Linked DNA regions of Mus musculus: regions 1, 3, 4 and 5 are each linked to region 2. A link is a loop called in an ENCODE intact Hi-C map of the cell type or tissue named here. Cell type or tissue: left cerebral cortex. All regions are shown on one strand. Region 1 has its middle 13 kb from the start of Foxd1. Region 2 has its middle 33 kb from the start of Gm41032. Region 3 holds the start of Foxd1 (forkhead box D1). Region 4 has its middle 14 kb from the start of Gm41033. Region 5 overlaps Gm41033 (a long non-coding RNA gene).

Evidence for each region. A loop is a pair of places that touch in the nucleus more often than their neighbours do. Peaks named below come from ENCODE experiments on the same cell type or tissue, not always from the same donor. Only the 100,000 strongest peaks of a DNase experiment are listed, where the experiment ranks them.
Region 1: it touches region 2 in a loop (4-fold over the local background); 22 of 42 quality-filtered maps call a loop at or near these places.
Region 3: it touches region 2 in a loop (5-fold over the local background); 21 of 42 quality-filtered maps call a loop at or near these places.
Region 4: it touches region 2 in a loop (5-fold over the local background); 6 of 42 quality-filtered maps call a loop at or near these places.
Region 5: it touches region 2 in a loop (2.1-fold over the local background); 7 of 42 quality-filtered maps call a loop at or near these places.

Annotation. Positions count from the first base shown.
Region 1 is chr13:98,365,170-98,370,169 of GRCm38, reverse strand. No RefSeq gene overlaps it. Among named protein-coding and RNA genes, the nearest start is that of Foxd1, 13 kb to the right of the region's middle. In left cerebral cortex, no CTCF peak of the experiment used is centred here; no DNase peak of the experiment used is centred here.
Region 2 is chr13:98,500,826-98,505,825 of GRCm38, reverse strand. No RefSeq gene overlaps it. Among named protein-coding and RNA genes, the nearest start is that of Gm41032, 33 kb to the left of the region's middle. In left cerebral cortex, no CTCF peak of the experiment used is centred here; DNase peaks (open chromatin) are centred at 2,089, 2,441 and 2,836.
Region 3 is chr13:98,349,326-98,354,325 of GRCm38, reverse strand. Foxd1 (forkhead box D1) reads right to left here and starts at 81. Exons shown (of 1, transcript NM_008242.2): 1 at 1-81. In left cerebral cortex, a CTCF peak has its summit at 2,613 (motif pointing left); a DNase peak (open chromatin) is centred at 1,606; H3K4me3 peaks cover 61 bases.
Region 4 is chr13:98,585,789-98,590,788 of GRCm38, reverse strand. No RefSeq gene overlaps it. Among named protein-coding and RNA genes, the nearest start is that of Gm41033, 14 kb to the right of the region's middle. In left cerebral cortex, CTCF peaks have their summits at 1,663 (motif pointing right) and 3,056 (motif pointing right); DNase peaks (open chromatin) are centred at 3,456, 3,767, 4,105, 4,735 and 2 more places; H3K4me3 peaks cover 802 bases; H3K27ac peaks cover 1,893 bases.
Region 5 is chr13:98,569,253-98,574,252 of GRCm38, reverse strand. Gm41033 (a long non-coding RNA gene) reads left to right here. Exons shown (of 7, transcript XR_873852.2): 1 at 1-942; 2 at 3,545-3,646; 3 at 4,289-4,401. Among named protein-coding and RNA genes, the nearest start is that of Gm41033, 2.8 kb to the left of the region's middle. In left cerebral cortex, no CTCF peak of the experiment used is centred here; DNase peaks (open chromatin) are centred at 783, 1,426 and 2,632; H3K4me3 peaks cover 972 bases; H3K27ac peaks cover 731 bases.

The sequences.
Region 1 (5,000 bases), 140 kb after region 2:
TCATTAGCTTTCAGGATGACTTTACACTCACATCAGTGATGTATAAGGAATCAGTGTCTCAACAGCCATAGTATTTGGGTAGTCTTGCTGCTTTTGTTTCATCACTCCAATAGGCACATGGTTTTCTTGTTTGTTTGAGTGCTGAGGGGGCATGTGCTGTGGCCCCCTGTGGGGGTCAGAGGACAAGTTGTGGGAGTCAGTTCTCTCCTTCCACCTTTTGGGCCTGAGGATCTAACTCTGGTCATCAGGCTTGGCAGCAAGAACCTTTATAAACTGAGTAATCTTGGGGGCTGGAGAGATGGCTGAGCAGCTAAGAGCACTGGCTGCTCTTCCAGAGGCCCTGGGTTCAATTCCCAGCACCCACATGGCAGCTTACAACTGTCTGGAACCCCAGTTCCCAGAGGCTCTGATGCCCTCACACAGATATTATACAAGCAAAACACCAATCAATGTTCATAAAATACGACTACATAAGTTATTTTTTTTTAAATAAAAAACAGCAATTTTCGGGCCTTTGCTATTTTAAAATAAGTGATTTGACTTATTTGTCTGATATTATGATAACTCAGCGGGGTTGTTTTACTCCCATACTGCCTTCCTGAGTGTAAACTTGATGCCTTATTGTAGGTTTGTATTAATTTTTAGATTTGAGATTGTAAAACTGAATGTTCCCAACTTCGAATTTACCAATGTTCAGTAGGAGCAATCAAAAAATGTTTCTGGTTGCTCTAGGCACTCTCCTTTCTCCTGTGGTCCCAACAGACTGGTTCTTAAACTCTTCTTCCTGAAGGAAAGGCTCCTGGGCTGCATGCCCCTGTTACTGTTGAAAGGAGCAAGGACTGGCCTCTGCTTGGTCATTCATGGCACAAACTAGGAGCAGGCTGGCTCGATGCTCGATGCGTAGATTGCCGAGGGGAGAGGCTGTGAGCAGGACAATCGGACAAATCCTAATCCTGCAAGTTTGCTGTGCTTTTCTCTGTTTGAAGTTAACTGGTCTGTGTGGTGACCCACAGACAGGGTAACTGTGTTAGTTGCAAATTGGAACACTTTACTTTCAAACGGAATTCAAAGCACACTTGACAGGCTGCTGCATTAAGTACTTACATGTCTGAGACAGAACAAACTGGATACAATTTACTTTCCCCCTCAAGTTCATGCCATTCTTTGTGAAGAGGCCCAGAGTACTTACTACTAGTCTTAGGGGGATGAAATGGCAAGTAGGAAATAGAATCCAATTACAAAAGCAGCCTGTGGCTTCTGCTCTCCACGCAGCTACCCACAATTGCATCTTGAAAAGGATGTAGCCCATGGCTGTTGCTGCTGCTGCGTGTGGGTGGACTGTTTTTGGTTTCCTCGGGTTTTTTTTTTTTTTTAAGATTACCTTTCTGGTTGATAATGGAACATTGAGGTTTTATGGGGAAGGGCATCCAAACTAAAGCTTTGCAGTGCTTGTTTCACGTTTGTACCTGTGCAAATTGTTTACACCCTAAACTGATTTACATAGAGGGATTCAAGCGAATACATTTTGCAAACATGACGAAGGAAAGAGGCAAAACTGAATGCTCCCATTTATATGAAATTGGAGAAAGTGTGAGACCCATTTAATGGTATAAAAGCAAGAGTAGTTGGTAGAAGGAGGTGCTATTTATTATGAAGCGGCCAGGAGAAGCTCTTCTGTCCTGTTTTTCTGTTTATTCCTGATCTAAGAACTCTTAGCTAGGTACACATCCACCAACCTGCATGCATACTTAGGGGTTACACACGTGACTATATGTATGCTAATATTTAATTAAAACTCAAATTACCAGCTGAAATGGAAAAATAAGAGGTCCGTGGTAAAAATCACGGACAGTACGGACTAGGGGGTTCTTATTCAAAGTTTCCAGGAACTGGAAATGTTTGCAAATCATCATGTTCTCCAATGTAAATTAGCCCCTTTAAAAAAAAATCTTTTCTCCTCTTTGCCCCTCCCAGAGTCCTAGCAGGCTGGATTTATGTTCCAATGTCATGCATATTGTAACTGTTAAATTAAAATATCGTGAGGTGGGGTGTGGAAGCAATAAAACTCTATTAAGATCAGTTTAGGCCTTTAAAAAAATTCCAGGATTCCTCTCACTCACATGACATCTTTCATTTTTGTTTTTGAAGTTTGGATCCAAGGAATTCTGCGCACTGTGGGTTGACATTTAGTTAATAGCATCTTCCTCCAAGGTTCCATTTTCTAAATTAACATGATTAAGAACAGTGACCTGATGATATTTCTTGCACATCTGGCTCTTTTCCAAGAGAAGGGGGAGGAGGAGGAAGAATTAAAGCAAAAAAAGGAGAGAAAGCAAAAAACCAAATCTTCTCGTTCAACTTCGTTTTAGGACAAAGCGTTTCAAATTTTTGTAAAAGTATCTATCAGACAACACTTTCTCACCAACAAGATGAACCAACAGCTTTCCTTTCATACAAAAATCTCTATTTGTAAATGACTTCTCTTTTAGTTCCCTAATAGCTTGTGTCTGGGAGTCTCCCTATTAAGCATGGGGAAAGATAAATAGAAATATGTTTACAATACAACCATAGAAATAGCTTGCTCAAGGAATCAAGTTAGGTTTTAATTAAGACGTTAATTGAGTATGGGCTAAGAGGAAACTAAGAAGGTTGAAGGGTGTGCTAAGGCCCTCTAGGCACATAGTTGGTTCTGAGGACATTTTTCTGAGAAAAAAAGGAAGGAAGGAAGGAAGGAAGGAAGGAAGGAAGTCAGTCCTGAAAAAAGTACAAATTATTTCTGCTTGTAAGGAACTCTGTCAGTGCCACAAAGACCAATAGAGTGTACCGAGTAAGCACCCGACCCACTTCCTGTCATCCACAAATGCTTCCTCTCAGAATTTCACGTTAAAAGGAATGTAGGGTGTGGAGAAGGGACGGATACCTAGGAAGTGAGGGATAAGGAAAATGACTACGTGAAGAGAGCCGTCCTTGTGAAAGCGTTGAGAGGGAGCTTTCACAAGTGGAAAGCCTTGCTTTCCACTCCGGTGCCCCCAGCACCCCGCTTGCTGAGTCTTCTAGCGCAGTTGGCTGGGCCTTCTGCTTGGGGCAGGGTCTGGGGTTCTGAAAGGAGGGGAAAAGCAAGGGCCGGGCAACAGGTGGGAAGGTGGCGGACTTTTGTCTCCTGAAAGGAAAACGGCTGCGCAGAAAGGGCGGAAAGCAGTGGCGCACAGGAAGGGGGTCTGCAGGGTCCCCGAACTCTCGCCATCGCCCCCGGTTCCCTAATTAGAGAGGGGATGCAGGGTGGCATTAGTTCCCAAACGTTTTAATCGAGCCTCTTTTCAATGGCTAGGGATAAATGTAGCCACTGTTACTCTGTAGTGAATGAGTCTCTAAGGCCCCCGCCCGGCCCCCAGCGTGGCCATTCAGGGCTCTTTTCACAACCCCGAAGCCGTTCAGTCCCTGGGCCTAGCGACACTGCAGAGTGCTCCTAATTAGTCTAATTAGAAAGGTGGATTGATAGATGGAAAGAAGACAGAGCCGGGTTAGGAAGATGCTCAATGCTGCCAATCTCCGCTGGCTTGCCGTTTATTCTCTCTGGAAAGAAAAGGCCGCCAAGGAGGAGGTTGGAGCCGAGGCTGTGCTGCCGTGGCTCGCGGGCTGGGCGGTCTGTGACCCCGCGCCACCCGCCCACAACCGCGATTTGCAACCGGAGAGCGTCGTCGCGGGGCCACGCCACGGCATCCCCGCCCGCATTATCGCGGGACACAAGGGCCGCGAGCAGGACGTCCACGCGGGGTCGCCGCGCGCACGTGGACGCTCTGTGCATCCCTATAGCGACTCGTGCCCCCTTGGTCTCGAAGGCTAGCGGTTGGGGGTTAGGGGAGCAGTCCTGGCTGGCCCTGGCTGCAGAAGCACCCCAGTAGTGACTGTGCTGTCGCCCGCGCATTCCTGGCGGGGAGGGAAGGGAGCCGCCCGGGTGGCGCGCAGAGCACTGAGACTTTAATTAGGCTATAAATCAGGCCAAGGAGTGAGGGGGAGTCTGTGCAGGTGTAAAAACAGCCGGGAGAGCCGGGACTGAGCGGCCGCTGAGCCCCGGCAGGTCAGAACCTCTAGCCAAAAACATCTCCAAAGTCCGCTGACAACCAAATAAACAGCCCAGGGCCGGGCGGGCAGAGCTGCGCTGTGCTCAGAAAGTTGCTCGCCCTCCGGGCTCCGCTGCGCGGCTGGACCAGGGAGAACGCAGCAAATTCCTCGCTCTTTCCGTCCTTCCCTAGCCCGCGCGGCGTTCTGCAGCGTGGAATGTTGGACCGTAAGGGTTGGGGACTGCCACGCTCTGGGACTGCGGGCGACCTCGGGCCAGACCTTTGCGCAGCTGGCTGCAGTCCTTGCGGAGGCAGGAGTGAGGTCCCTCTGTCCCCTGCTAGGCCCAAGAGACAGAAACTGCTTCCTGGCCGGAAAAGATAACCCGGTACCAAGGGTGATCGGGAAGTAATTCAGTGCACGGCTCGGGAGCAAAACACTGGGCGAGCGAACGGGGGGGGGGGGGGGGGGAGGATAGGGAAAGAGGGAGGGAGGGAGGGAGGGAGAGAGAGAGAGAGAGAGAGAGAGAGAGAGAGAGAGAGAGAGAGAGAGAGAGAGAGAGAGAGAGAGACCAGCGGCAGACAGATTCACGTACAAAGGAAAACAAAAGAGTCTCGTTAGATCATTTTTCTGGACATTGTTTAAGGTCTGAAAGGAACCAAATCGTTTCAAAATGTTGCCAGTAAAAATTATCCTATGCGGAATGCAACTAATCCTTTTAGGTTCCTGTCAACTGTTTCCACAAAAGGAATCCGATTTTTCAAATCAAAGATCCAAAAAGTCTTCGGGGAGAGATTTATTACATGCCAGAGCTTTAGTTACAGAATAGAGTTACAATAACAACCGTCACCCACCAACTCCCTAGAATAAGGGGTCCCATCCCACATAATTCTAAAGACGTGTGGGAGACGGTGTTTCTGGAGCCCTGCTATGTGTGCAGA
Region 2 (5,000 bases):
CCATTTAATTCATTAATTAAATCCATTGACTTCTACTCTTTCTGGAATATTCCACCACAGTCAGGTTTCCCTTCATGGCCTCACGAGGGAAGACATCGAGCCCTCTACAGCTGGCACAAAACAGAACTTCCCACCAGAGCAGAGGGGATAGCTTGGGAGGGACCTTCTAGGTAGTGCAGCTGGTCTGGGGTGGGGGGGCTGTGTCGCCTGCTTGTCGGGAGCTTGGTGCACCCAGGAACCATGCTGCGAGCAAGTGGAGGAGGCCTGGGAACCCCCGAGGCCGCCGGGGTGCACATCCTGCGGCCTTGGCTAGCTTCTTCCATCGGATGGGTACGAACTGGAACTGTCCTAAATGCACCCCCCCACCCCACTTATAGTCTGTTAAATTGACTAATAAACTCAACACAGCGTTTTCTGTGCGGCTTCAAAAACCTCCGTAATTTCGTTAGAAAACGTTGAAATCCAATCCCAAAGTATTCAGCCCAAATGTTTAGTTAAAGTAACCCCGTGGGTTAATAAACTAAACAAAGTCAACCCATGCAAAACTGGAGCAATGAAAACCAGGCTAGATAAACGAAGGGAAGTTTATAAGAACCCTTTCGGAGGAGAAGAAGGTTGGGGGGGGGGGGAGCACGAAGGCACTAGGCACGGAGCTTTAATGTGAAGCATGTGAGCCAGGCTCAGCTTACAGGTACTCGGCCCCTGGCGAAGGGCGCTGTCAGGCGGCATCGCCCAGCGCGGCCCGGGAAACCCTACCCCGCTGCCGCCAGCAGTCGGGCGGCACCGAGGTCCCCGCCCCGCCGTGCGCTCCGCCCGCCCGCACTGCCCGCGGGGACCTGGGGCGACGTTCGTTGCAGCAGACCGGGCGGCGCAGGCCGGCTCCCCAGGAGATGCTCTGTGCAACCCTAGAGGCTGAGCCCCGCTGTCCAGCGCTGCGGGGAGAAGGGCCACGCCTGCCCACCCTCCACTTTCCTCCAGCCCTGGCAGTGGAGTGACAAAGGCGAGCCGCGCCCTTGACCTCCCTCCCTCTAAGGAAGCTCTTGGGAAGAGAGGGGCGGGCTGTGGATCGCCCAGTTACAATTAGTTGCTTTTGCCTGAGCAGTCTGGAGCCGCAGCTCCGGAGGTGGGGGGCGGGGGGATGAGAGAGAGAGAGAGAGAGAGAGAGAGAGAGAGAGAGAGAGAGAGAGAGAGAGAGAGAGAGAGAGACTGAGAGAGACTGACTCTGGATAGGAAGGGCAGGTCAGAAACCAGGACGCCTTGTGTCGCTTTGGGGACTTGAGATGTAAAACCAGTTCATTCTCGGGTCCACCTCGCCCTCCTAGCTGGACGAGCCATCAAAAGAGAAAAGAACGGGGACTGGCGAAGGGGGTGTGGCCCCCCTCCCATCACTCTAACTTCCCTCGCCCCTCGGCCCTCGGAATTTCTAGGAGGGGCGGTCCCAGCCAGCCGAACCCATTCTGGGAGCTGTGCGAAGAGATCAGAGGCAGTACAGGTTCTCGGTTAAATGAACCTTCAGGCGGGGACAATGGCGCGGACCTCACACGGGGGCACCGTGCTTCGCCCCCATCCCCGCTCAGCTGCCCCGTTCTTTTATTCCACGAGGTGAATCCTCCGGAGTCTCCTACGGCCGCCCCGAACCAATGGGCTGACCCGGGAGAGCGCGGGACGCTCAGGAGATAGTTTGAAAGGAGGTGTGGGTTTTAATTTTTAAAGCGTATAATTGGAGGAGAGTTATTTTTTTTTCTTGGCCAAGAAGAGGCGGGGGTGGGGGGGAGAGAAGGAAGAAGAAAGGCAGGGGGGGAAAGTCAGGAAAAACAGAACGCATTTATCTATCAACCGCTAGACAAGACAAAGAGGTTTTAACAACAGTTTGAAAAGAGCGGCCTGTGAATGGTTACTATTCAATTTGTATTTTATTCCCCGCTGGTCATGGAATTGAGATCAGAAGAAAAAGTGAAAACACATGGCCGAGGTCAAGGGATCAGAGAACCACCACACACAGCAAAGGGAAGGGGAGGCAATGGGAACTCGTGTGAAGAAATGGATTATATAAACAGAGCTTACCATCGCCTGCGCCCCATTATCCTGTAATTTACCCTGCATGGGAGCATAGAAATATATTAAACTAGTGATGGCTCTTACCATTTCTTTACAAGCCAGCCTCGTGCCAATCAAGCCTACTATATACTTTGAGACATGTTTAGAATTCTTGAACTAATGTGTTTATTTTAAATATCACAGGGAAATTATTACATCACCAGAAAATAATGCCGGAGCGGGGGTCTGCCGCCCTTTTGAAGTCCTGTTTCAACGAAACATGATTTTAATTACATAATCACTTTGAAACTATAATTATACAATAAACGATGAGGATTAAGCGGGAAGTATAGACTACATTAAAAATTGCTTAGGTCTTGAGAAAACAAACTGAACATGAGGGGGGAAAAGAAAGAGATGAAACCCGAGGTCCTGGGGAGGGGGTTGATAAAGCCTACCACGGCTTTCCTCTGGGCTGCTGAGAGATGGGCGCCTGGGGCTTTTGGCCTGGGCTACAAGCAGACGAGTTTCCTAGTAAACGCTAGCTAATCCAAGACAGAATCAAAGAGTGATCCGGGAAGACGGCTCCGCGTTTGCTTGCTAAACTTTCTACACAAGAGCAAATGAAGTTGTTTGACATTCACGAAACGCTTTCGGGGCACCGGCAGTGCCCTGGGAGATTGTTTTGTTGGCCCTTCGCTTCCAGGAGGAAAAGCATCCAACAGAAATGGCGCCCGGGGTGCGGCGTTGCCCGCAAGGAGTTTATAAACAACTGTCCGCGGCCCCAGCGGGACTGTGAACGCCCTGGGGCTCACACGCAACCCTGCTTTCCGCCTGACACCAACTTCCTGGCCCTGCACTCTCCTCCTGGACTATCCCGGTCTCCTGTAGTTGCTTCAGGGTTCGCATTAGGTTTTCATGGAGGCCAAGGGCACGAACCAGATTTTTCCTCTAAAAGGTAAACTTGGCAGCTCCCTCCCTTTCGATTTTTAGGAGCTCCAGATCTGCAGAAACAGTAGTTTGGGAATCTGTGGACGCTAGCCTTACTGCCCTTCAGACCCGAGGCTATGTTCTGGAACCGGGTGACAGGGCTCTAGGCTAGGACCCGACTCTGCCTAGACGTAGGAAGCACAAGAGGAACAGAAATGGGGGCATGGGGACCGTGAACACCACAGACAGAGGCCAGAAGTGCCTTTTTTTTTTCTGTAGAATTCATTTTACCTCTTTGCTTCGCCAGCTTAGAGCGATGGGGAGAGAGCATAAGAAACCTCGCGAGTCCTAACCTCATCTTGTAAAGGTGAAATTTTATGGCACAGTTATTACTCACATTGCCTTGGTTCGCTTTTCTGACTTCGATGGATAAGTAAAGGGTTAAACACTACCACCCCAATATCAGCCAAGAGGGGCACTCCTGCTTTTTGTTTTAAGCCCCTGATGGCTAAAGAAAGTGGGATGTTTCAATTCAAGCGCGAGCGACCCAGGGGATGTTTTCAGCAGAACTCAGAGGTGAGGCTTGGGGAGCCAGCTGGGGAAAGTGACAGTAAGCATTCTGCCTTGTTCTCGCTTGCCCCCCCCAGCCCCCCCCCCACCCCGTGGTGGTTGCTCAGTTCTGACTCATTAATATTAAGTCACATCAGTCGGCAATGGACCATCAACAACCAAGGAAAAAAATAACGAAAGAGAAATAGAATAGTTCACCCGAAGAGTCCTACTGTGAACGTGTTTATTCTTCCCTTTCCTAAGCCCAGGATGTAATTTTCTCGCCGCCTTCTTGCAAACAAAAGTGCTGGACTGGCCTGACAGTGCTAAGACCCTTCCAAAACCCCAGGGAAATTACCAGTGGGCACTAAGTGGGGGGGGGGCTGATTTTTATGGAGTCTGAAGGGCAAAAAGACAGTTCCCTCTGAGGAGGAGCATGTTGAGAACGGGAAGGGTTAAAGAGCAGGAGGAGCAATAGAAGGGGGAGATAGATCCTTGGGAGCAACAGTGACTGTGATAGGTACTATTTATCCACCACTTAGTAATACAGGAGATCTTTCTATACTTCCTCAGCTGTCAACAACTGTCCCCGGCCCCTACTGCAACAGCTACTTGATCAGTAACACCAAACATGTATGATGTTTCCTGTATGTTCTCCACTGTGGTGCCTGGCATCCCCCTCTTCCGTGTGTCACACGAATGTGTAGGGATAGCCTGATCCCAGTTAACAGATGAACAACCTAAGCACCCAGAGATTATTTGATCTGTCCTCGGCCAGATTACATTGGAACCCAGAGTGGAGTTCTTGCTCTAGACAGCATCCCCAACGGAAACTGAGAGAAACCCAGACTTATCTGAGGTTCTAGCAAGGGCAGTCTATATAACCAGGACTAGAATCTTAAGAGTAGTCATTTCACCCAGTGAATCACTAGTCCTGAGAGCCATGGATCACATGCTGGACCAAGAACCATCAGCACGGACTCCTTGTTACTCTGGAGAGGCTGGGCGGACGATGGAATGACCAGCGAGACACTGAGCTATTTCTTCTTCCAGGGCCAGATTCTCTCCTAGCCAAGGAAGTTCAGGTCTCTCTGACACCCCGGTGCAGCCCTCCTCGAAGTAAGAGGGCGCAAGGGCTCAGGGACCCCTCCTGCCAGATGCAGAGCATTGGGAGGAGGGTGATTGGGCGGTGCAGGATTGGTGCAGTGCCTGCAGAGAGATAAGGCTCTACTGCCTTTTACAGACGCTGATTGTTTAGACCTCAAAAATCAGGTGATGGGCGCCACATCTCATAGGGGTTGTCACCTGCATATCACTCTCCCAGTGCACGGAAAGCTCAAGGACAGAGCTTGGTGGCAGACTTGAAAAAAAAAAATGAGAAAGCGCTCAGGAACTGATTAAGAGGAGGAGGTTCGGCATCCTTTTTGGGTGGGCAGGGAGATTTATCGGTATTGCCTTAGCAGAGAAGTGATTCTTTGAGGGGC
Region 3 (5,000 bases), 150 kb after region 2:
GGCCAGTCGGTGTCGGGCGCCCAGAAGGGCGCGGGAGGAGTGAGAATCTAGAAACGGAGCTCGGCAAGGCCAGGGCTGAGTCCAGAAGAGGGCGGACCTTGTCTGTGCTTATAGCAGAAGGGGGCCTGTCACATGGTGTGCACGTCAGAGCGCGGCCCAGGGAAGGAAAAGAAAGGCGAGGGAATCGGCGTGTAGGAAGAGAAAGTTCACCCGCAGGAGGGGCAGCAGCAAGAGTTGGAGACTGAAGCCCACTATTTCTTGCCAAGATATTGGCTATCCTGAATCCCACCCTAGCCAGCCGCGAGCCGACCCGAGAGCTACAGGAGTTCAAACCCCCAGCCTTATTCTCCCGGATTAGCCCTCAACCCTAATCTCAAGCGCTCCGGGGACGCTTCGATTGGACAACCCAGTGGCCTGTAGGAGTCATCCCACTGGGGACAACTGCTCTATGTGTGAGGTGCTCACTGGAATATTGAGCGAGGGAGTCTGGTAGGGTGTCCCAGCTCTCTGGACTGGGCCAGTCTCCGCCTGTGGAATCTGATGAAAAATCCCCCATTTTGAGCACGGTAATAATTGTTTATTGACCCTTTAACCCTTTCCCTTCGGTTCTTCTCCAAAGACGTTTGTTTTCCGCCATCTGTTAATAAAAATGCGGTTAGGCTGGCGTTTTGGTCATTTATCTGCAATTGAATGCCCTAGAGACTTGACAGCTAAACTAAGCCACTCTAATGAGAGCATCTCACAAATTCCATGGGAATAGAGCAAGCAATGGTTGAATGAGGAAAAGAAATAGAAAATTGTAATGAAAACCCAAACACACACAGAAATTACACATAGCAGCAACTCAAACACTGTTGAGATGTTAGGAAAAAGAGCGCTATACTTTTCAATAAAAGGTATTTCTAAAGGAGCATTTCACACTACTTTCTAAATACTGGAATTATTATAACTTACACACAGTGTTGTTCCGGAAGGATTGATAGTAGAAAGGACAGTAGCAAAGATGAACTTTGAGATCAATTTTTTATTTTGGAAAATACATTAAATGCTTTTTATACTCTTTTTTTTAAAAAAAAACCCGACTTTTAAATTTTAAATGCAGGATGCAACTCCACTCGATTCATTTTTCTTCCAAGTGGCAAGCTAATAGGGATGATTAAAGTATTATTCTGTTTTAAGGTCACCTGTGTTTACCACCAGCTAAATGTTTTGTTCTGGCTGGCGGGAAATCCGAATAATTGTGTAATCCGAATTCATTTTGATAGCCTAGCTTTCTGGATGTTTGCCTTTTCTGAGATGTTTCGATTTCAAATAGGGAACTTTGCCTTACCAGTTTAACTTTCTGGTTAAAATCGCCATTTGCCAAGAACTGAATAAAAATTCAATGGCTTTCTCTAGGAACAATCTCAAATGCTCTGTGTGTCATTGTATCAACCAAGTGTTTCTTACTTCCTGAAGTGACTTGTTCTAACTGGTATTCATCACAAAAATAAGCTGTTGCCCCATCTAATACTTCTTTTCAAATCAGATTTCGTTTTCTCCAATGGGTAACCACCAGTTCCACTTGTAAATGGTCTGTAAAGTCTACTAGAGATCTTTAAAAGATCTATGAGAATGCCTTGCGATCTGAACGCGTTGATTTTCATTGCCTCTCATTTGATGTATGACTGGACCATCTAATTATTGTAATGGGCTCTGATTAACCTGCGCCAACATTAATCAGGCAGCGAATGCTTTGTTGATGCAGACAGGCGTCCTAACCAAGGAGTCCACTTTTACATCAAAAGTTTAAGTTTTATTAGTGCTTGCCCGATATCTAAATAAACACTATGGTTTTCGCAGTGCTGAGGGCTGCTGCGTACAAACGTATTTGAAGATGGAATACAAGAAGAATTGTTCGCAGGTTATTAGTAACGTTAGAGGAAAATCTCTCTGCTCAAGATTTGCAATTTGTCTGTCCTAGAAGGGTCTGGGAGTTGAGAGCTTATGTTCCGTTTGCAATATCGCCCCCAAAGGGTTAAAGGGCTGTTTCCTGGAAATGTTTGGGGAAACGTGGTAAATTACCTTAAAGTCACTGGCGGGGGGCGAGGAATGTGGGGATTTGCTGGATTTGACAGACCACCTCAACACACTGGGATCAATGAAGGTACAGAACAGGTAACCAGAGATTTGAGTGAGCTTCACTAAAGCCATCTTTGGGCACTCCACCAGTTTTGTTTGCTTTAGTTAAGGTACCTATAGCCCCTTAGCTGTTCAGTCCAGAAATTTCCCAGCCTGGAAACCTTGCTGGGAATTCGTGCCTTGCTCATCCTCTTTCTGCCTTCCTGGTCCCTAGCTCTCAGAATCTCCTGACTCCCTGTCTTTTCTCCAAGGATGGAAAGTCCCCCATCCCATCCCATCCCATCCCATCCCATCCCATCCCATCCCATCCCATCCCATCCCCTCAAGCTAGTACAGGGGCCAGAAATCTTTCCCAGAGGTGGGCAGGACAGCCATTTGGAACCAAGAGCCATCCCCACTCCCATCCCCCACTCCTTGGCCTGAAAGCGCGCACCAAGAAAGCAGCTGGTGGTTATCCTTGCAATGTAGGAGCTCGGCAGAACTGCCCCCTGGTGGTAGTGTGGAGTCCTGCTGTCCCTTGGGTTGGCCTGGGCACCCGGTGCCACCGGTGCCACCGTGGTGGCTAGAAAATCCCCAGAGCAGAAAGTGTCTGGTAAGGCCCTAGATCTAGTAGTCTCCTCTGAGGGACAGGGACTGAGCCCGCACAACAGGCTTCTTCTCCTTGGGGTTCGAGTTAATCAGTTTTATTCTCACAGGCTGTTTGGGTCAGGGGCCTGAACCCCCCAGAGCTGAAGTCACAGGATTTGGCACCAGCTTTGGGAAGAAGGCTCTGCCTCAACTCCCTTCATCTTTGTCACAGGCCCAGAAAATTCCTTTGAGGAGAAACTTGGGTATGTAAACTCAGAAGACAAGAATCTAAATGTGCTGGCTGATTTTATGTCAACTTGATGTAAGCTAGAGACATTTTGGAAGAGGGAACCTCAGTTGAGAAATTGTCCCTACCAGATTGGCCTGTGGACACAGCCTATGACACATGTCTTCATTGATTGATGTGTGTGTTGTGGGGGTTGGGGGTGTGGTCCAGCGCACTGTGAGTGGTGCCATTAACTGAGCTGGTGGTCCTGGGTACTATAAGCAATCAGATAAGCGAGCTTGTTGAGCAAGCCAGGAAGCAGCACTCCTCCATGGCTTCTGCTTTTCTTTCTGCTGTGATTTCCTGCCTTCTGTGTCTGACTAAATTCATTCAGCATAATGTCTTTGAGTTTCATCATATGAGGTTTCATAGACAGGATGTTCTGAGGCTGAGAGATATTCCACGGTGCACATACACCCCATGTTCTGTCCACTCATTCATCTGCTGATGGATACTGGAGTTGGCTCTTCCCTTTCTGTCCATGCCTCTGCTCTGCACCTGGTAACACTCTGCATGTCGCAGACATCCAATGAACTTTGGGGCATATTCCATTCTCCACCTCCCTGTCATTCCTGAAATTCTCAGAGGAACCCCTCTGTGCCAACAGTGGACACTGCTGGCTTCTGCTTTATATACTAATGGAATGAATACTCACCTCTGTGGGTTTGAAAATTCAGCTTATTCAGTTTCGGGACCTGGAGACTCTTCACATCGTCTTCAGCAAAAGATAAGTTTAAGATTTCTCCAGATTCTTTTCCAGCAAATATCTGTGGACATTCGCCCAGTTCATCCCATTTTACACTGCTACGCCTCCTCTGCTCCTCAAGGGACCAGATGACCCTAACTTTGTCTCTTGGCCCTCTGAGGCCTCCATCCTCCTCCGTGGTGTAATAGCATACCTAACGCTGAGCTAATTCCAACCCACAGCAACCTGCCTGTGATGGCTGAGTGGGGCTGCCAGCTCTCACACAGGCAGTGAAGGGGCTGGGCCAGACCCACACCCACCTACTTCTTCAGGGCTGCATAGGATCTGAAAGTAAGTTCAAGGCAAGGCCAATTTCCACGGGAAAGTGGTCAGTACCTCTCGTGAGTGGATGCGTTTTAACCTGGAAAGTTCCATGCACTGAGCCTGGTTCTAATAGCCGGCCCTTCCGTGGGCTGGAGAAAGGGTGAGAGTTCTTTCTTCTTTCCGTGTCTTACTTAGTGGCCTCCAGGCCTCACCGGGTAGGTTTTGCTTGCTTAAGTGCTTCTTAAAACAAGCATTCCACAGCCTGAGCTGGACTCAGAAATCCTCAAGAATTCAGGATGTCAGCAAAGGTCTAAATCTGTGTCTTATAACTGTGAAATTTATTCACACTGATTCAGGAATTTTCACTACCCATAGTTAAGCCGGACGAGTTTTCCCTCCTCAGTCCACCACACCACACAGGCATGCTTGGTGGTTTCTACTCATTTACATTTGGTGCCCCAAAGTCAGAAGTCCAAGTGCTAGTTATTTGGTTATTTTTAAAGATAGTTTGATTACATTTTTATTTATTTTGTGTATGTATTTGGGGCAGGCTCAGATGGGGGCATGGTCTCATCTCATGCACGTAGAGGTCAGAGGACAACTTTCAGGAGTCAGTTCTCTTTTTGCGGCTGCAGGCCCTGGGGGGGGGGGGGTGGTGGTGCCAGTGTTCACAGAGTCATCTCTCTGGCAATCCCATGCAATTTGCATCATGAGTCTGGCTGCAAAGCCTGGATCCATTCCACAGAAGACTCTTCATGCAGAGGGCTGCCTTTAAGAAAAACCCTTGCAGAATACACAGCTTCAGCTCCATTATCACATGGTATCCTGTCGCATTACTTAATGTGTCGATTTCCCAGAAACACGCTGAGCATATTTAGATCTAACATAAAAAGAATTGAGAAATTAGATTACAGGCTGACTCCACATAGCTGTCCTCTGCCTCAGGGCCCCTGCACATGTGAGCACACCTATTTATAATAACAAAGAAGGTTTTTTAAAAGATGTATTTACTTATTT
Region 4 (5,000 bases), 85 kb before region 2:
CTCAGCGGTTAAGAGCACTGGCTGCTCTTCCAGAGGTCCTGAGTTCAATTCCCAGCAACCACATGGTGGCTCAGGACCATCTGTAATGAGATCTGATGCCCTCTTCTGGTGTGTCTGAAGACAGCTACAGTGTACTCATAAAGAAATAATTCTAAAAACGGAAAGAAAGAAAGAGAGAGAGAGAGAGAGAGAGAGAGAGAGAGAGAGAGAGAGAGAGAGAGAGAGAGAGAGAGAGAAGCATCCCCTGTTAGGCATCAAAATGAACAAGTGATCAGAGCCCCACCTTTTCTCACAAGCCCAACAACCTCCTTACAGAGCTTCCTGGACAACAGGAAGTTGTTCATGGCTCGTCCACCCAATGCTGTTGCTGATCATTCCCTCTTTTCCACGAAGAGCACAACACATCTAAGCCTGCAGTCTTTGCAGCAGAACTGCCTGGCATCAATTAGCACCAACTTCTGGCGAATGGCAATCCTTAAACAAGCATGGAGATGTTCGCAGTGTGAGTATTTAACACGATCTATAAATGAGCACCCATGACTTGGCCCCACAAGGCAACCAGACTCAGGCAAATTGTGACCCTGTGACCCAGGGATAAGCCCGTGACCAGAATCAAGTCCAAGGGTCCAACTCCCCTCATCTTCATCAAGCTTTTCAGCCAACCACACAAAAACAGATTTCCCAGGGCTGACAACAGACGGATTAAGCCCAACTGCTCTTGTTCTAAGATGTCTTCAAAAACAAACAAACAAACAAACAAACAAACAAACAAACCAACCAAAGCCCACAACTTCCCTGTTCACAGTGGGGGAGAAGCTGTGGGTGTGGAAGCAGAGGGGGTGGGTAATTTATTCAGGAGCTGGGAAGCTGAGAAACAGATTTGAAGACAAATAACTTCAAAGCCCTCAAGAGAACGTCCATAAAACATAAGCCAGCCAGCCAGCCAGCGAGTGAGTCAAGCCCACTTGGAGTTTCTAGGGAGGAACGTTTACCAGCACCACGAATAATTTTTCATCTGTCACGAGATCCTGAACCAGCAGAAACCTGGATGACCACAGGGAAATGAGTCTCCATCTGCTCTTGGTTTCCCAAGCCATATTCGTCAGGGGCGCAGCAAAAGTCAGGAAGCCTACCCTCTTCAAGCACATTCGATTTTCACCTTGTTTGACAAACGGAGGATAGTATATTTTTTTGGCAGCTGAAATCCAGAAAGGCCACGCACCCACACTCGACCAGATGCGGAAGTCCTTTATAGGCAGTAACCTGAAACACATTCTTGTGCCTGGCCCTGCCAAAGGGCAGCCAGGCTGGTTCACCTGGGACGAAACTATGCCCTTGTCCATCTCCTAACTCCATACTGTAGATCCGCTGTCCTTCCACCGTAATCACGTGACTGCCCAGAAAGCCAGCCAGGTCCTTGGTCAACTGCCTTAGATGGCCAGCTCTGGAGGACCTTTCTCCTGTCAGAGCCCACAGGGTCTCCGTACCTCGGCGTCACCCAATCGACAGTTTTTCTGCTCGGTGCCCCCCCGGCCCCTGCCCCCCCTGCACTAACTCAAGTGTCTCCCATCGGGTCTGCGGCGGCGGCAGCGCTGGTCCTAAGTGACCGAGAGACCCACGCGGTTTTCCCTGAATGGCCACGAGGGGGCAGGAAAGAGGCTCGAGGCCGCAGGTCAACCCAGCTCCTGGTGGCGCAGAGGCGCGGAGCAGGGACAGAGCTGGCAGCCAGGAGGCGGCGGGGGCCCCCAGGAGTCCCGGGAGGACAGTGAAGAGACGCAGCTGGGTCCGCACCGACGCCGCCGCTCTGCGACTGGTCCGAATCCCTGGGTTCTGCTGGCGCGGCGACTCGAAACCGGGAGTCCTGCAAGTGGTCGCCAGGGAGCTCCTGGCTCTCTGAGCCGGGAGGTCCCTTCATCCCTCACACGGACATTTCATCCTGGGAAGAAAGGTGTCCATTTCTTCCCGCCTTCCCTTCTGCCTCTGAAACCTCCCTGCCCCGAAACTGGAGACCACTGTTACCCTTCCACCCGCCACCCCAACCCCACTATATATTTGCATACGCGGAGTGCAGAGTTGCTGAAATTAGCCCATTAGACTTTTGTGACTCAGGAGCCAGCTTTTGATATATGATTCACATTGGCTCCCTCAGCTACCAGTTTCCACAGGTTTCTGTCACCTCGCCCCAAGAAGATACCGTTCAACCGGTTCTCCTCTCTTTGCCAAGCTTTGTCCCTTTTTCTTCTCCCGGATTCGAATGCGTTCTGAATCCTTGGAACTGGAGCTAAACAATGGTTCTGGCTCAGCAGGGTCAACATAGATTTAAAAACAGACTGATCAAAGTTCAGTGGGATATTTGTGTGCTTTTGAGCGGACATTTAATTCTTTGATTAAAAATATTTTCCAGTTTTCTCTTTTAAGGAAAAAGAAAACTCTTGGCTTTAAAAATATTTGCAGTGCTTTGTTTCCTTGGTGATAATTATTTTGGAATATCTAATAAGATATATAAAAATGATAATGTAAAATTTTATTGTTTTTTTCAAAACAGACCTGGCTCAAAGAGACTAGGGAACTATTCTGATGCTAATAAGCAATCGAGTAAGAATATGATTTTAAAAGCCTTAACAGCAAAACCAAAGAAAGCCTGCTTTCCTCCTCTGGGCCTAGCTATCTGATGTTGTGTCTCAGTGGAAGGGAGCAGGTGGGCCCCTCCCAGAGCTCGGCTTGTCTGGGGCTACAGCCCCCCGCCCCCCCCCCCAGCCGGCCTCGGCTTCAGGCTCCACTCTCTCCCACCCCTTCCAGGAGGAAGCTAGTCCAACCTGACAGAGAGCAATGATCTCAGTGTACCAGCATGCAAACGAGGGACAGCGAGGCTCCTTCATGACACTGTGGCCCAGGGCTCCTAATATCTGCGCCAGTGGTTTGCTCCTTTTATGTCAGGATCTTCGGTTACTCAGTGTCTAGTTCTCCAGCAGGGCAGTGGCCCAGGCGGTCGGATTTTCCACTCGCTCTTCTGCTGGCTTTCTACCTCCACCCCTTGGAAATTCGGGCGATTTGCTTGCATCTCCAGCAGAGGGTAGGCAGGAGAAAGAAAAAAAGCTGCGGTTCTGAGTTGACTGTTCCAGGGTTGGTGGGAAAAGAGCCGCGCTGTTGGCTAAAATGAGATTTGGGGATTATCAGTGGATTTAATCTGGTCTCACATTTACCATCTCTGCAAATAATTAGAGATTACTAGTCACATTCAGAAGTTGCATTAACCTCAAAGAATTCACAGAAAATCTAAATAGGCTTAAATCCCATCCCGGGATCCAGAATGTGAAGTGCAAGCTACCGTTCCAGATAATTAACATTTTAGGCTCTCCCCTCCCACGGGGGCGGAGCTACAACGACACCTAGGTGTGTGAATAGACTTGAAATACAGTATGAAGGAGAGAATAGCCCAATAGGAAGAGGACCAGCCGTGCAACACTGCTTCCTTCTCTAGTCTCCAAGAGACTATTCTGATTCGGGAGGTGTTGAGAAGAGCTTTGTTTTTAGCATGTGTTGGAGGCCACCAGGCAGCGGTTGATTCGCAGGGCAATACCCACTCTGCTCCTGAAGATCATACTGGACATAGAGGCCTCCTGTGGGGACAGGGAAGGGGATTACAGAGAACTTTAGTCCAGAGCCCTGGTGAGAGAGCACCCTTACATTGGCAGTCAAGTGAGAATGCTGTTGGTCCTACAAAGTTCGTGAGAACTGAATGTGCTGGTGTCGCTGTGGTGGTTAACGTTTTCGGAGACGTTTCATAACCGTTCTTTGCTTGATCTCCATGGTAACTATGAGGTAGGAGAGGAGCTCTGACGAGGAAAGACCCAAAAACTAAGAATAGAGCAGAATTGGAATCTCAGCCTTCACCTGGCATCCGATTTTATAATACTCTAGCTTCTTATTTGGCTACATTTTCATCCTTGCTGTATGTGTTTTTTTTTGTTTTTTGTTTTTTTAAATGGCCACTACACTAAAATGAACTCACTTCTATTTGCTTAATTACATCGATTCTACTCCCGAGACAGACATCAGGGCTACATAAACATTGTCTCTCCTTTGGAATGCAAGCCCACTCCTTCGCTTCTTCCCACTGACTGCGTTTCTCCACCTTCATAATCAGCAGAGCAGCTCCTAAGTGACTGATGACATGCCATCCAGAAGCCACTTCATTCCCCAGGGCTTCCTTTCTGTGCCTGGAATTTGAGTGGGGACTGGGATTCTCCAAAGAAAATGAGCAAGCTCACCCAAGAATCCCCAGGCTCCAATAAAATGTTTAGTGTGTAATAACTTCAAATTGTTATATCCATTCATATTTTTAGAAAGATTTTAAAAAATACTCTGACATACCTCACAAGCTGATAGTCTGATCCATGCTCAAAAAAAAAAAAATCAGAACCAATCAACACCATTCATACAGTTGTGGTAGAGACCTCCAAAAGTGTTTCCTTCAACCTCTGCCAGCCTGGAGGTGGGGGTAAGGAATGGTAATATTATTATATAAATATCTGCACTGAGTTCTTGGAGAGAATTGCATGATGACCATATATGGTAAAAGGTACATCCCCACCCCCACTCCCCCAAGATGCTGCTATTGGAATATGTTAAAATGCATATGTCTCCGTTCTGTTCCCGAGAAGCTGGTGTGCAGATGTGAGGGGCCGGGCTTGTGGAAGCGCTGCTGTCTACAGCTTACATGTTGTCTACCAGGCCCCCAGAATGTTTTTTAAAAGGCACTGTGCAGAATGAGGCCCGGACCTTCTTTGACGTAATTGTCTTTCTTTGGAGAGACATCTTGAAGGAAAAGATGAAGATTTGAAAAGGGGATTAATCTCCTCAAACCGATCTGTAACTTTCCCTGTACTTTGTAGGAACTCTTTAAACACAACAATAACCACAGCAAATCCATCTCATGGTGGATACCTACCTGAGCAAAGTCTCTGTTTAAGGGGCTGGACGTCCCTCTCTGGTTTCTG
Region 5 (5,000 bases), 68 kb before region 2:
AATTCGAAACCTAGAGTTTCTTGAAAGCCATAAAGCCACGTCCCCTCCGCCGACCAGGAGGCCCTAGGGTGCGTCCACGACAGAATGGGGTGGGGGCCTGGCGTCAGCTGGCTGATCTGTCTGGGACACAGCTGCAGGGACCGGAGCCCTTCTCGGACTCGGCTCCTTTCAGAAAACATTTTCCCCCTCGGATGTGGTTTTCCGTTAATTAATCACTCATGGGCCTGCGTCCGTGGAGCCGTTTTCCCACTCATCCTTCGGCTTCGCTACAATCCGCGTTTGGAAAGGGCCAATTGGCTCATTTCTTAGGGGTGGCTGGGCTGAGGATTCTAACATGGATCTGCTCTGTGGCTACTGCCCGCATGTTGCCAAACGACCTTGTAGAAGGTCTGCTTCCCTCTCCAGATCTTCTAGCCTGTAGGCCATGCTAGTCTTGAGCCTTCTCGGGTCTAGGCTGCGGCCTGGGTGGTCCAGGTGCTCAGGGTGGTCTTTGCACCGCATCATTCGTTCCTTTAGGATCCTTCGGCATCCCGCTGACACCAGCCCCGTTTCGCTCCTCCCCTGTCTTCCTTCGAGGGCCTCTCCGGGCCTGTCTTGGCCTCGGGCACTAGAACATTCTGAACTAGGCCAGACAAACTAGCCAGGCTGCTGACTGTGGGGTACCCTGAGGCTGTCTTCCCCTGGCCTTAGCTGTGCAGTATCCTCTTGGCAAAGCCTGATCCAGGCCCCAGCATCCTGCGGGCGGGGCAGGAGAGTCCCCACGTAGTGGGAGAACGCTAACTCTGTTCCCTATTTGTGTTTTAATGCTCTCGCCGCTTCCGAGCCACGAACAGAAGCCTCCTACGCGGGCCTCAGCTTTAAGAACGCATCCAGATGTGGCTGGGACCACCCTGTGCCTCGGGTGTCTCCAAATGTGGCGCAGGCCACCCCACGCCGAGCGAGGTGGGATCGGATATTCCCGTGTGTGGGTGTTGGTGGAGATTTTGGGCTGCTGGGCCTGTGAATTTGACTAGTGTAATCGCACAGTCTGAGGCCGTAGGAAACCTCTGCGTCCCGGGGTCCCTGTGCCACTATCAGCCGCAGGCAACGACGCACAGGGCATTCGCCTGGTGGCGCAGTGCTAGCTGGGGGTCCCAGTACCGCAGCGGGCTTCCCAGACCGCAATTCCTGGACGACAAAGTCCGCAGTGTTTGCGATCGGGGGATGGGCAAAGCGCGCACACGAATGTGGTGCGTGGACACGTCCCGCGACCATCCCGGAGGGTCTTCTGCCCACCCGCAGCCCGGCTCGGCGCGGTTCCCACCAGCCAGTGCTCGCGCTTCCTCCCTCGGTCAGCGATCCAAGCCGCTGGTCCAGCTGTCAAAACAGGGGGTGTCTCTTTCATTCTGGCTCACAAAGTCCCAAAGGGGAACAAGGGGGCCTTAATGCTTGTGTTTGGACACAAGCAATTATCCCTAATTATTCTTTTTCTTTTGAGCCTGCCCGTCCTGCGGGCGAGCCCGCCGAGGAACAGGCCCCGTAATCCTCCCCGGCCGGCGAAGCTCAGTGGGTTCTGTGCGGCCCGAGGCCCGGGCGCTTTCATGTCATTGCGGGTTTAGAGCTGATTCAAACTCATTGCGATGGGGGAATTAACCCCGAGGCCCTGGCTTTCAGGGGCCTCTGATAAGAGATTATACGTGTTGATGGCAAGCTTTTCCTGGCAAAATGTTTTCAAAGGGCTTGGAGTTGTTAAATCAAAGCGCCATTGAATTGCTCCGGGGGGGGGGGGGGGAGCCGCCCCCTCCCGCCCCCTCCCCCTCCTCCCGCCCTTCCCCCAACTCCATCCCATTCCCCTTCATCCATCCGCCCATGTCACAGCCCAGGACTGCCCACAGTGAGTAGCTCAGCCTCCTCAGAGCTGCACACCACCTTCTTTTTAGACAGTTTCCCTCCGTGTCTCACCCGGGGAGGGTTGTTTTTGTAGGCGCCTGCAACACCCTTCTCTCTTGAGGTTCCCCCACACAGGCGCAAGCTCTCTGGTCAAGAAAGCCTGCCTCAAGTGAAAAAGTTTCTCCCCAAAAGTGTGTTTTGCAGAAAACGAAGGCAACAGGGAGGGATATCCGGAGAAAGGATGGGGAATTTTCTCCTCCCAACCCCTACCAAAGGTCAGAGGAGTCAGAGGGGAGCCCCGGGGTTAAAATGTGCTGTGAGCAGAGTTCACACGTCCCAGTGAATCACCTGGTCTTTTTAGGAGTGGGTGGCAGCTGATGACAAGGGGCTAAGGTTGGAAGACTTTGTGGATGTGGATTCTGAGCTGGAGTAAGTCTATTCAGCAAATCTGTTCCAATTGTAATATACAAAGGATTAATTTGTACTCTGCAGCTCCGCACTTATGTGCAGTGTTCCGAGAGAATAAATAAATAAATAAATAAATAAATTCCTCCAGGGGTTCAAAAGGTACTACAGAGACCAGATAACTGTGTGCCTTTGAAAATGAAGTACTTTTAAATGTATAAATTTAAATATATACTTAGGCTTATTTATTTTGTGGGTAGGAGTGTTTTGCCTGCATGTATGTATGTGCGTACCATGTGCGTGCCTGGTACACACAGAGCTCAGAAGAACGTTTTGGATCCTCTGGAAGTGGAGTTACAGATGGTTTTGAGTCACTATGTGGGCGTTGGAAATCAAACCTGGGTCCTCTGCAAAGGCAACAGTGCTCTTAACCGCAGGGCCCCAATGAAGTAATTTTTAATGTCAAATATGTAAAACTGATGAGGACATTGTCTCTTGTCACTTTGTGCTCCGCTCCCCCTTGCACACTTACCACACTGTGTTGGTCGATATGTGTAGCCAGATTTCTTCAGCCTTCTCCAATACTCTGAGATTGAAACCCAGCCCTTTGAGTGCCTGCCTGCTCTGATAGCCTGCTTCTTTTCCCTTGGATGCCTCCCTTGGGAGAACTGAGGTGGGAATGCTGTGTTCTGCTGGAAACGGAGGGGTTTCCTGGAGAGCTGACTTCCTGCCTGCCTACAGCCCCATCACCCAGGACTTAGCTCTGACCACCACTGGCTGTGGACATTCACTGGAGTCTTACCTAGAGACAGTCTTACCTAGTGAAAGGCTTGATGGCTTCATGAAGGGAGTGGGTGCCCCACCCACTCCCTTCCTGTTTACTTTCCTCTTGGAACTCTTAACCACTCACATTCAATACGCCTGCCCATGAGCTGGTCCAAGTTATAACAGAACTTGGTGTTGAGCTGGCACCCACTGTGTCTGGCAGCTTCGAGAAGGATAAGCTGGGTCTTTGGTGGAAGTTTGTTTGCTGATGGCCTTTGATGGGCCCTATAGGAAGCAAGTCAGTTATGGCTTTTTTTTTTTTCAACATAGCTACAGAGTTTTGGCTCTTTATCTCCTAGCAGCTGGCTACTATGTACCTCCTCCTCCCCCCAGTTCCCCTGACCTTCTTTCCCCTCCCCATTTGTGTTATCTCTAAGGAAAATTTGTTTTTTTTTGTAATTTTAATCTATTTAAATAATAATGTTTAAAATTTTGCATCGCGCAGGCAACAGGCCCCAAAACAGGCAAGTGGGGTTACACCAAACTGAAGTGCCTCTGCACAGCAAAGGACATCAGTGACAGTGAAGAGAGAGCCCACCAAACCAGGGTAAATATTTCTAAATCAGTCATCATATACGGGAGTGAAAGCCCAAGTCCTCAAGGAAGGCAAACTACTCAGTAATAAGAAAACAAACAATATAGTCAGAAAGATGGTCAGTGGCCTGAAAAAAAAAAGATTCTTTTTCAAAGAAGATATAAAAATAAATGGTCAACAGATATATGAAAAAATGAAAATGGCGCTTATACGGTGAGACCTTCCATTCCGAAACCGTGCTCTCAGTTCCAGCACACAGGAGGAGCCAGTCTGGGCTACATCAGGAGTCTCCAGAAACCTAGAAAACAAACAAACCAAACGATGGAAAATCAGTGTCCACGGGGCATGGAGAAGAGGGAACGGTGTACACAGTCACATTGTAAAATTGGTGCAGATGCTTTGAGGAATGACATGAAGGTGCCCCAAAATAACCCAGCAGAGTTCCCGTGAGATCCAGCCAACCTATTTCTGTAGATTCATCTTGAAGAAACTGAAATCTCTGTGTCAAAGTGCTGGCTGGGCTCCCATGTCCGTAGCTGCCTAGTTCACAATGCCAGATACAGAAACAGTTGAAATGTTTGCTCAGGGCTGGGGAGAGGGGATATGAAAGAAACATATCCTGATTGTGGCTGATTCCAGTGAGGTTTCTTTTAGGGACAACGCAATGTTCTAAAATGGATTGTGGTCATGGGTGCACAATTCAGGGAGGATACTAAAAAGCAGTTGAATGGAGTGCTCCGTGGATGAACTGCACGGCATTGTGTCAGGTAAGCTCGTTTTGTGCTGCTACAAGACTTGAGATCTGTACAACTGTACAGAGCCTCCTTTGGCCATTGTCTAGAGGCAATGAGGTCCTGGAACTTGGTTGCTTAGCATCTTGTGCAGGTCTTCCCTCTGTATTATAACATGACAAAGGAACCTCTTGGCAAGATGGAGCAAGAATGCTAGCGTGGGTCTCTCTTCCTTTTGTTACTAATGCCATTTGGAGGCTTCACCTAGATGCCTCTCCTCATCTTAATTCCTTCCCAAAGGCCTCACCTCCGACAACCTTGTGAGTTGTGGACTACATTCCAGTGAATGAATTGGAGAAACGCGTACCCTCAAACCACAGTGTGGATAAAGTAGGGCGTCTGCAAAGGAATGCCACAGGAAGGGGAAGCAGCCACAGCTCTGGGTACCCAATGCACAGCTTGGCTGGTGTGAGTGGACTGGATTGATGGAGAAGGAGGGAATCGTAGCAGAAGCCAAAATGAAGTATGGCGGCTGCCGAGGGGGTGCTATGAGCCGTCTACCCAGTGAGGTATGAAGGGTCAAGTAGAGGATTGCTGTGGAACGCCTTGGCTCTAGCTCTCTAGCAGGGTGCAGT